2 separate regions of the Homo sapiens genome follow, and region 2 is linked to region 1. A link is an interaction called in ENCODE POLR2A ChIA-PET data of the cell type or tissue named here. Cell type or tissue: CD4-positive, alpha-beta T cell. All regions are shown on one strand. Each heading gives the region's core, and the rest is flanking DNA. Links, peaks and the distances in the headings are about the cores only. Region 1 has its middle 32 kb from the start of SELENOT. Region 2 overlaps MED12L (mediator complex subunit 12L).

The links. Peaks named below come from ENCODE experiments on the same cell type or tissue, not always from the same donor. Only the 100,000 strongest peaks of a DNase experiment are listed, where the experiment ranks them.
Region 2: POLR2A ChIA-PET joins it to region 1 with 9 read pairs; 1 of 35 experiments calls an interaction of 5 or more read pairs at or near these places.

What each region holds. Positions count from the first base shown.
Region 1 is chr3:150,632,486-150,637,866 of GRCh38, reverse strand. No RefSeq gene overlaps it. Among named protein-coding and RNA genes, the nearest start is that of SELENOT, 32 kb to the right of the region's middle. RefSeq lists a silencer at 2,451-2,745. In CD4-positive, alpha-beta T cell, for the core only: no CTCF peak of the experiment used is centred there; a DNase peak (open chromatin) is centred at 2,186; H3K27ac peaks cover 1,059 bases.
Region 2 is chr3:151,194,753-151,200,133 of GRCh38, reverse strand. All of the region lies in intron 16 of MED12L (mediator complex subunit 12L), which reads right to left. GPR171 (G protein-coupled receptor 171) reads left to right here. Exons shown (of 3, transcript NM_013308.4): 3 at 695-2,302. The coding sequence starts at 748. The coding sequence ends at 1,707. Among named protein-coding and RNA genes, the nearest start is that of GPR171, 5.8 kb to the left of the region's middle. In CD4-positive, alpha-beta T cell, for the core only: no CTCF peak of the experiment used is centred there; no DNase peak of the experiment used is centred there; H3K27ac peaks cover 582 bases.

The DNA of each region.
Region 1 (5,381 bases), core at 253-5,252:
TTTTGTGCAGTTCCTTGCTATTTATCTTTCTCTTGGGGATCAAGGCCCTGCACTGTCTGTTGTCCAATTTCTGAGAGTAGTTGTTTCACATATTTTGTCTACTTCTAGTTATTTATATCAGGAAGGTGAGTCGGGTCCCAATTACTTCAAGTCCCTTTGCAATGTGTTTCTTTAATCTTTTAACTAAATGAGTTTCAGAAATTTCTGAGAAGGGGAAAAGAATGGGGAATTGCAACTCCATCATAAGGGACCCTTGAGAAATCTGCCGTCACTGTTCATTATCTTCCCAGAGAAGGACAAGTAAGTGCATCATGCCATCTTGGCTGGGGTGGGAGGGAGCATCCTATATATTGTATACCAGGCAGCCCGTATGCCTTGCCAGATTTCAGCAAGATAAGATGTCTAGGTCCTACTCATGCTTGTATTGAATGAGAATTTGGAGGTTCTCATTCAGTTCACAAGGGTAATCAGTTTAATTTCTATCATACAGGCTGGGCGCTGTGGCTCACACTTGTAATCCCAGCACTTTGGGAGACTGGGCTTGGCAGATCACCTGAGGTTAGGAGTTCGAGCCCAGCCTGACCAATATGGAGAAACCCCCATCTCTACTAAAAATACAAAAAATTAGCCGGGCATGGTGGTGCATGCTTGTAATCCCAACTACTCGGGAGGCTGAGGCAGGAGAATCGCTTGAACCTGGGAGCCGGAGGTTGCAGTGAGCCGAGATCGCGCCATTGTACTTCAGCCTGGGCAACAAGAGTGAAACTCCGTCTCAAAAAAAAAAAAAAAAAAAAATTCTACCTTACAATTTTCCTTGGTATAAGGAAAATTCATCCTCTAAGTGAATATCTAGGATCAGTGTCCTTCCTGAAATAAATACTCACAGTGTATTGTCCCTAGAGATCAAAGTCAGGATTGACTGGTCCACAAAACACAAGGATACTTCTCAGAAAAACAAGAAAGAATAATCACATTAAACCACTAGGCTCTTTAATTGCAATGAATCTTATATTCTCAGGGCAGGAAAAAGGCTCCTTAGCCAATGAGCAGAAAATAGACGACAAAAAAATGTAAATGTTACCCAAAGTTTAAAAGCTAAATTGGGAAGATGAGACTAGATTTAAGAAGGATAATTCTAATGGAGTATAGGTTTCAGCATGACAAAAGAAAACTCAGAGGATAGAAGGGGAATGTAACCACAAAAGTTGACATTAATTTTTAAATTGAATATATTACTTATAAATTATTAATCCAAGGCCAAAGATGTCTGGAGTGCGATGCTGAAAGTGCCCACAATGCTTTTGTTAGAACCTCTACCTCTTCATCCTCCTCTCCGCCCACCATAGCCTCAGTGCAGACAGATTCACCCCTAAAAGCCAGATCTGATCTGATGGCTCATCAACTCAGAAACTCTCCTTGGCTATCATCTATAGAAAGTAGTCCAATTCCTCACCTCAGCTGTCAATGCCCGCAGGCTGTTTCCCAGCACATCTCCCTCCACCCGCACCAATATATACTACGGTCCAGCCCCCTTCCCTATAGGAATTATCACAGAAACCCTGTGCTTCTGCTTTCTCATCCCTGAAGTGCTGCTCCTCCTGTGCACTGTCCCCATTTATGGAAAATTATATACTCAAGCATCTAGAACCAATGCTCCCTTCTGCTCCTATAGGCCTCATGAGGCTTCTTATCGTTTTGCTGTAAGATTTTTATGATTCTCTCCTCTGCTATACCATATGCACTTTGAATGCAGGAATTGTGCCACACATCTTCACAACTGTTACCCCCCACGGTACCTAGCACATAGCAATCCCTCCAGAAATGCTCTCAAGAAGCTAAATGGAAACAATATTCTGGAGAAGTTGGAAAATTAAATAGGATTGACTTTCAAACTGTAAATTTGCTTGGTCCTCAGTAAAGATTCCAAAGCTGTTTCCCACCCCTCAGTCAGCCTAAGTGAAGGTGAAAGCTCGGAGGATTAACACAAGTTATTTTCACTGTTGGAAGACATTTCTGAAATCTACTGATCTGGAATGTTAATCACCTCTTACCATCCAACTCATTAACACAAATGCTTTGAAAGAAAATAAATAAACTACACTAAAACCAGTCTTTTTTTTTTTTTTTTTGGTCACATTTCAAAGCTGCCTCTCACCACAGTTCACATTCTCACACAAGTTCAAAGAAAACAGGAAGTGCCCTAGAAACACTGAGAACCCTCTTTCTTTGTGTCCTCTGGGGTAGTCCACTAGCCACTTAAAGCCCCAAAAGTAGTTCTTTGGCTTTTTTCTCTAATCAAAAGAAGAAAAGAGCTAATAAGAGATATTTCCCTTTGTTGGTTTGTTATCCTTGACAATCTTTCCCACTAAAACGTTTGTTACCTTGAATTTAGCCTTTTATTTCATTATTGGAATGAAAAGCTTCCTCTGTTTGTTTTAAGCATAAATATGGAAAAACTACTCACAGAGGCAAGGAAGACTGCTTGAAATGACACTAAGCCTCCTTAACAGCTTTCAGCCTTTCAGAGTGGCTAGGAAACAAGCACTGCCCTCTCCCCGTCTGGGGACCGATTAGGATAAGACTCTTCCACCCCAGGCCCCAGCTAGCGGTGGTGGTTAAGAACAGGACCATTACAGGACCCAAAGAGGCCACTCTGCATGAGCCTGGAGAGTAAAACCCCGGTTGAGAACAACTGCCTTAACCATATTCATTCAGTCAGTCAACGTATGGAACCACAATTTTAGCCTTCCTCAAGACTGTTTTCAGCATGTTTCTCATTACTTTGTACGGTATTTAACTGCTTTTCTGGTACCGTAACTTTGTGTATTATTTTAAAACTCATTATCTTCATTTTCCATATAATCTTCCCACATGCATTTTCTGGATACAAAGCTCCGGAAACACATCTTCTTCTGTTACTGCAATAATCCTTTTTTTTTTTTTTTTGAGACGGAGTCTTGCCCTGTCGCCCAGGCTGGAGTGCAATGGCACGATCTCGGCTCACTGCAAGCTCTGCCTCCTGGGTTCATGCCATTCTCCTGCCTCAGCCTCCTGAGTAGCTGGGACTACAGGCGCCTGCCACCACGTCCGGCTAATTTTTTGTATTTTTGGTAGAGACGGGGTTTCACCGTGTTAGCCAGGATGGTCTCGATCTCCTGACCTCATGATCCGCCTGCCTCGGCCTCCCAAAGTGCTGGGATTACAGGCGTGAGCCACTGTGCCTGGCTTATGTTACTGCAATAATCCTTAAGCAGAAGGCTGTACTACACATTATCTAGAAAACTTATACAAATTTGAAGAAGATGACTCTATAATGATCACCTTATTTCTTAAGATGCTGTCCACACATACACACACACATTCCTCCACGCATTCCTCCAAACCCATGGGGAATAAGATGCCGGGGTTACACGCAGCCTCAGGAGAAACAAATTTCCCGAGCATCCATTTTGCTTAAAGATTTAGGGAGTTAAGAACAATAAAACAACATTTTTATATTAAACCCAGCAATGAACAATTTGAAATAAAATGATTTTTGGCATGAATTTTAAAATGAGACATCAACAAAATTGTGTTTTGCAATGGGCCACATTAGGCCATGGTCCCAGGCAGGCCAGTGCTTCAGCAAAGTTGAGATCTAGTTGAACACAGCATTTCACCAAATTAAAATGGCAAGAGCGTTGAGAGAACATGTGATCCAAACTGCACCTGAGAAGCAGGTGTGCTGTTTTTTTTTTTTTTTTTTTTGAGATGGAGTCTTGCTCTGTCGCCCAGGCTGGAGTGCAGTGGCACGATCTTGGCTCACTGCAACCTCTGCCTCCTGGTTCAAGCGATTCTCCTGCCTCAGCCTCAGCTGGGACTACAAGGCATGCGCTCCCACGCCTGGCTAATTTTTGTATTTTTAGTAGAGATGGGGTTTCACCTTGTTGGCCAGGCTGGTCTCGAACTCCTGACCTCAGGTGATCCACCCACCTCAGCCTCCCAAAGTGCTGGGATTACAGACGTGAGCCACTGAGCCCGGCCAGGTGTGCTGTTTTTAAACTTACCTTACACGTGAGGTAGCCATCTTGCCTGGGACACATAGCTAGTAATCTCTGTGTGTTTTCAATTCTCATCATGTAATCAGTGAATAGGATGAGTCGTCTGAAGAACTGCAATTTATAAACCTGCTTTCGGGGAAGGATCTTTCCAAGTGGGGAAATAGATCCAGTCAATCTGAAACCTGAATTTCATTATATTAGGATAAGAAATTATTATGTAAACTTGCCTTCCTCTGATGTATCTTGCACACACATACACCTGCCTTTTTTAGTTTATTTGAAAAATTTCAGCCCATCTTAGCTAAAGCGTAAATGTGAAGTGAAATTGAGATTAAATTTGTAAAATTGCCTTGTTACTGTCTTCTCTCTTCCCACCTAATTTCTGACAAAGTCCTCTGCTGTTATTCTGCTTTCCCCAAGCCCCGCCAAGGGTGTAGGGTTTGTTTGGTTTTGTTTCGTTGCCATAAGCTATATAACCAGGGCAAGACATTTAACCTCTCTTGGCCTTTTTTTTAATTTGAAAATTCAAGTACTGAAGTAGATCTCAACACCAAATTTCTATACATCTGTATAAAACACAATTTTACTGGAAGAATCACATTTATGAGTCACCTGTTGCTTATATACACTATGTATTTTAATATATTAAAAAATAATTTTATTCCTAGATTTTATGAGCTGTTAAAAGACAAAATTCAGCAGCATTTTCTAATACTATTTTTTAAAACGTTTAGGGAAAAATGTCAATGGCACACTTTCTTTCAAACAGATCTGCTCTTAGCAACTCCAGAGTAACAAAGGAGCTGTAATGGTTTTTTTCCTCTTGTAAGAGTTGTTAGTACACAAAACAGATGAGTATGGCCAGTGGCCCAAGGGAGTGTTGGTAGCAACCTCCCGAGGCCTTAATATTTTTGTTTCTTAACCAAGCAATCAAGTGCTGGCTCCATCCATTCTAGACAACTCTCAAACAGGTTAAATAGCTACCTGATCTGAGCAGTACTTGATCTGAGCAGCCTATAACCACAAAGCAATAGGCTTGTCTTAAACAATTATAACCCTGAATGAGGAGGAGGTTGGGTGGAAGGGGTCAATAAAGGAAAAAGGGATTAACAGATGACAAAATGATCAGGGAGTAGATATCAAGTGAGAAAGTTCCAAGATAGGAAATGTGACACACAAGTTGGACCAGAGTACTTTTCTGGGACTTTAATCCATGCTCTCCTTCTTCCTTTCCCCTCCTCATCATCCCCCCTTCTCACCCCCTACCCCAACTCTCTTCCCTAATTATAATTTCTCTCAAGGAGAAAATGAGGCCGATTTAGAGGAGAGTTCTGATTCTCT
Region 2 (5,381 bases), core at 103-5,102, 560 kb before region 1:
CTTCAAAACCCACAATGAAAGAAAAAAAAAGCGACTCAAGTGTTGAAGTCAGATGTTTTGATACTAATATAAATAAATCTTTCTCCAAGGATTTTGTAACCAATGAACATACATCCATGTTCTGGTAGTTGTGGGTTTTTTTGTTTGTTTTTTTGGTTTTTTTCTGTTTGTTTTTGAGACAGACTCTTGCGACCAGGCTGGAGATTTTCCATCAACTCCTTACTTCCCCTGTCAGCCTGGGTTCTCCCAGCCTTAGGAGCCACATGAATCTATGGAAAACAAAAAACTAAAACAAGAAAAAAACCAGAAGGCCTCATTGAAAGCTCTTCATGCTCAACCACAACCCTAGTTTCCTCTCTCTACTTCTCAGAATCTCGGTTCACTTATCTCCTCTGCAAACTAACTTCCAACCCAACTGGTAACAAGAACTACCAGAATGGAAAAACCTGAGGTTGAAAATATCCCTACCAAAAGCAAACCTGCATGGGATTTCCTGAAAGTCACAAAATCAGACAATGGAAAACCCAGGCATCTTCACAATCTAGTATGTTCTCACCAGGCCATATGGTCTGGTAAGTTCACCAATAAAATTCTAAGAACTGGAAAGACAACGGTATTGTGAAGACCAATGTCTTTTAAAGAAAATAGTTGCTAATTTTAATTACTAACCTCCCTTTCCTTGTTTCTTTTACAGAGTCTTAGAAATTTTTTCTTTTCAATAAGCAGTCATCCTTACTTTCCCTCAAGATGACAAACAGTTCGTTCTTCTGCCCAGTTTATAAAGATCTGGAGCCATTCACGTATTTTTTTTATTTAGTTTTCCTTGTTGGAATTATTGGAAGTTGTTTTGCAACCTGGGCTTTTATACAGAAGAATACGAATCACAGGTGTGTGAGCATCTACTTAATTAATTTGCTTACAGCCGATTTCCTGCTTACTCTGGCATTACCAGTGAAAATTGTTGTTGACTTGGGTGTGGCACCTTGGAAGCTGAAGATATTCCACTGCCAAGTAACAGCCTGCCTCATCTATATCAATATGTATTTATCAATTATCTTCTTAGCATTTGTCAGCATTGACCGCTGTCTTCAGCTGACACACAGCTGCAAGATCTACCGAATACAAGAACCCGGATTTGCCAAAATGATATCAACCGTTGTGTGGCTAATGGTCCTTCTTATAATGGTGCCAAATATGATGATTCCCATCAAAGACATCAAGGAAAAGTCAAATGTGGGTTGTATGGAGTTTAAAAAGGAATTTGGAAGAAATTGGCATTTGCTGACAAATTTCATATGTGTAGCAATATTTTTAAATTTCTCAGCCATCATTTTAATATCCAATTGCCTTGTAATTCGACAGCTCTACAGAAACAAAGATAATGAAAATTACCCAAATGTGAAAAAGGCTCTCATCAACATACTTTTAGTGACCACGGGCTACATCATATGCTTTGTTCCTTACCACATTGTCCGAATCCCGTATACCCTCAGCCAGACAGAAGTCATAACTGATTGCTCAACCAGGATTTCACTCTTCAAAGCCAAAGAGGCTACACTGCTCCTGGCTGTGTCGAACCTGTGCTTTGATCCTATCCTGTACTATCACCTCTCAAAAGCATTCCGCTCAAAGGTCACTGAGACTTTTGCCTCACCTAAAGAGACCAAGGCTCAGAAAGAAAAATTAAGATGTGAAAATAATGCATAAAAGACAGGATTTTTTGTGCTACCAATTCTGGCCTTACTGGACCATAAAGTTAATTATAGCTTTGAAAGATAAAAAAAAAAAAAACAAAAAAAAACTCAGTATGAAAAAATACAGTTAGCTAGCAAATATGGACAGGTTTACTTAGAAATCCTGTTTCTAAATGCAAGTCAAGCTTTATTGTTAGGCTTGCTGCTACTCATTAACCCAAATATTTGTACAAAAAACTAAAGAGTCTCATTGAACGAATGTAAAATCCTGCAATATCCTTGAAATCCAAAAGAGGTCCATGACATAGACCCAAAGGTATTCATGAGTTATTCATTTAAATGCCTGGAACTGACTTCTTGATAAAAATATAAAAAATAATTTCCATGTAAGTTACCAGAAAGCCCACCAGCAACATAATTTTAAAGCCTTTCAGATTACTTTTAAAAAATGCAGCTTACATATAACAACTTGTGCCTATTTTATTTCTAATCTATCACTTCAAAAGATGGTAATCTTTCAACTCATTATTCCTCCAATTTTTAATGTCGAATTTTTTTCTAACACAATAACCAAAAGCTTTTATTTATAAAAAGGCTTGAAAAATATAGACAATCTTTAATGTATTATTTGTAATTATATTCTACCTGTAGGTTATAATAAAGGCTTCCTGATGTTAGTAATAATACATTTAGTGACTTCTCATTTCTATTTTGAAGTAACATGAAACACAGAGGCCCTGTAACATTTCAGAGGGAGTTGTTAAGTTATACTAACTACTGAAACTAGTGTTTTGGAACTAGAAAATCACATCGATAGCACATCAATGGTAAAACAGCACCAGTCAGATGGTCTTTATAAAACAGATACACTGACTTCGCATAGCAAGGCCGTGTTAGGAATGTAGCACAGGCCGAGCTACTCAGTGCCACCCAGGTCCAGAAAGATGAGCCTGACTCCACGTAGGGCCCCAGTTTAAAGTATAGGTGACTCCAGCCGGGCGTGGTGGCTCACACACTTTGGGAGGCTGAGGTGGGCAGATCTCAGGTCAAGGGTTAGAGATTAGCCTGGCCCACATGATGAAACCCCCTCTGTACTAAAAATACAAAATTTAGCCTGCTGTGATAGTGCACGCCTGTAATCTCAGCGACTTAGGAGGCTGAGGCAGGAGAATCATTTGAACCTGGGAGGCAGAGGTTGCAGTGAGCTGAGACTGCGCCACTGCACTCCGGCCTGGGCAAAAAGAGCGAGACTCTGTCTCAAATAAATAAGTAAATAAATAAATAACAATAAAGTATAAGCTGACTCCAGCTCTCAGAGTCACAACTCTGATCAAATTCTCTCCACTGCTGGTGATGCAGAAAGAATACACAGCATTAAATAAAAGACTTATTAGGAAAAAGAATATTGGAAAAATTTAGATAAGCATACATGATGACTTTGTGTTTTTTATTTCATTAGTAAAATAAGCCCATATAAAAACCGCTGGTAAATCCATTTGCATTAGCTGCAATGATTAAGAAATGGTGTTCCTGAAAGCTAGGAAAACAAGTTTGATTCCAAACTCATTTTTGCATTTCACAAATTATTTTCTAAAGCTTGAAAATCCTATCTACAATTCCATAAAAATATTCTGACTCTGCAGTGAATAATAAATGAGAAAATGCATGAAGTGCCTATTACAAAACATACAACAAGATAATGCTATACAATTCTAGCTAGCTAATGGTAATGACAGAAACTCCAGCAGCCTCACACATCTGACACAGTGTAAATGACTTACCTCAGTTGCAGGCTGTAGAATGCCTATCCACTAGAACCTGTGTTTGCTGGTAGTCTAGGAAACATGGTTCACTAATGGGCAGATCAAGTATTATTCACAGAATAGCATCATGAAACTGTTTTTCTGAATCTTTGGTCAAGCCCCCTTTAGTCCTCTTCTCTTTGGTCTTCATTTAGTAGGGCCCCATATGACAGATGGGGACATGGAAAACACTTTTCTTAACCATATTTTTATAGTCTCCTCACATGCAATGAGAAGCTAGTCAGATTTTCTCTTTTTATTAAGGGAAAAAAAACAGACAGTAGCATTCCTAAAGTCAGTGTTATATTAGCATATCCTTTGGCTTCTTCTGAATTGAACTCATGGTAACAGGGAGTTTAGGGCAACCAGTGGTGGAAGGCTATTAAAAAATGTATCCTACAATATCAATTGTCTAGCAGTTCTTTCATGAATTGTTATAGTTAAATTATCTCATGATTCATTATGACATGTGGTCACTGAAAATCATTTAAGCTCTTTCTTCCAAGGAAGTAGAATGTTAAATGCAGGGAAAGGCTGTAAAACCAAGGTCACAGGAACAACAGAATAAAGAAGCTGAGGCTTAGTGTCCAGCTCTGACACCCAGACACCTGGGAGAGAGACATGCAAAGCTCTGTTTACCCAAGAAAGGAACACATAACCCTCAACCATTCAACCAGTTTCAAACACTTTCAACATTTTGCCATCTTTGCTTAATTTATCACCCCCCTTAATTCTTTCTTTTAAATAAACTTTTTATTAGAGTAATTTCCGATTTACAGAGAAGTTGCAAAATAGTACAGAGAGTTCCATATGCCATTCAGCCAGTTTTCTCTAATGTAAATGACTTAAGAGAACCACAGTACATTTGGTGAAACTAAGAAGTTAACATTGGTATATTACTATTAAATAAACTCCGGACGTTAATATTGTCTCCCTTTTTTACCCAGAATATTTTAAAAACAAATCCCAGACATCATGATAGCTCATCTATAAATTCTTCAGGATACATCTCTAAAATATAAGGCTACTCTTTCTGCTCCCCTAAATAAACTGTGAGATTATTCCATTATATTATAAATGAATAATGTCTATAGGTAACAGTAGAAAAGCATAGATATTATTCAGGCAGTGATAGATAAGAACAAACTTTGGCAAGTTTTGACATATCCCTGGACATAGAAAAATTAACAAAAAATGGATTAATTGTAATAAGGAAAAAAATATGGGTTTGATAATTTGACAAGTTTTGAAATGGCCCTGGACATAGAAAAATTACAAAAAAAGAGACTTTTAACTGTAATAAGAAAAAAATAAATGGGTTTGGTAATTTTGAAAGTCATTTCAGGAGATATTCCAAAATACCAAAATAAATAAATAAATAAATAACTTAACAGAATACTTTGTTTTGCTGATAAAAACTCCTAGAAGATACCCAGAAAGTAACGTAATACATCTACAATTACTTTTTCTATTTTGAGACAGAGTCTCCCTCTGTCGCCCAGGCTGGAGTGCAGTGGTGTGATCTCGGCTCACTGCAAGGTCCACCTCTGGGGTTCACGCCATTCTCCTGCCTCAGCCTCCTGAGAAGCTGCGACTACAGGCGCCCGCCACCAGGCCTGCTAATTTTTTGTATTTTTAGTAGATACGGGGTTTCACCATGTTAGCCAGGATGGTCTCGATCTCCTGACCTCGTGATCCGCCCACCTCGGCCTCCCAAAGTGCTGGGATTACAGGCATGAGCCACCGCGCCCGGCCCAATTATGCTTTTTATATGTAAAAGTAACACCCAATGAAAAAAATGACTCCCTGAAATTGTACTTAAAATAAAAATCCAGAAAAAAAGTTAGTGAAGCCAAGAATAAACTTTTTATTTCAAATTTTGACC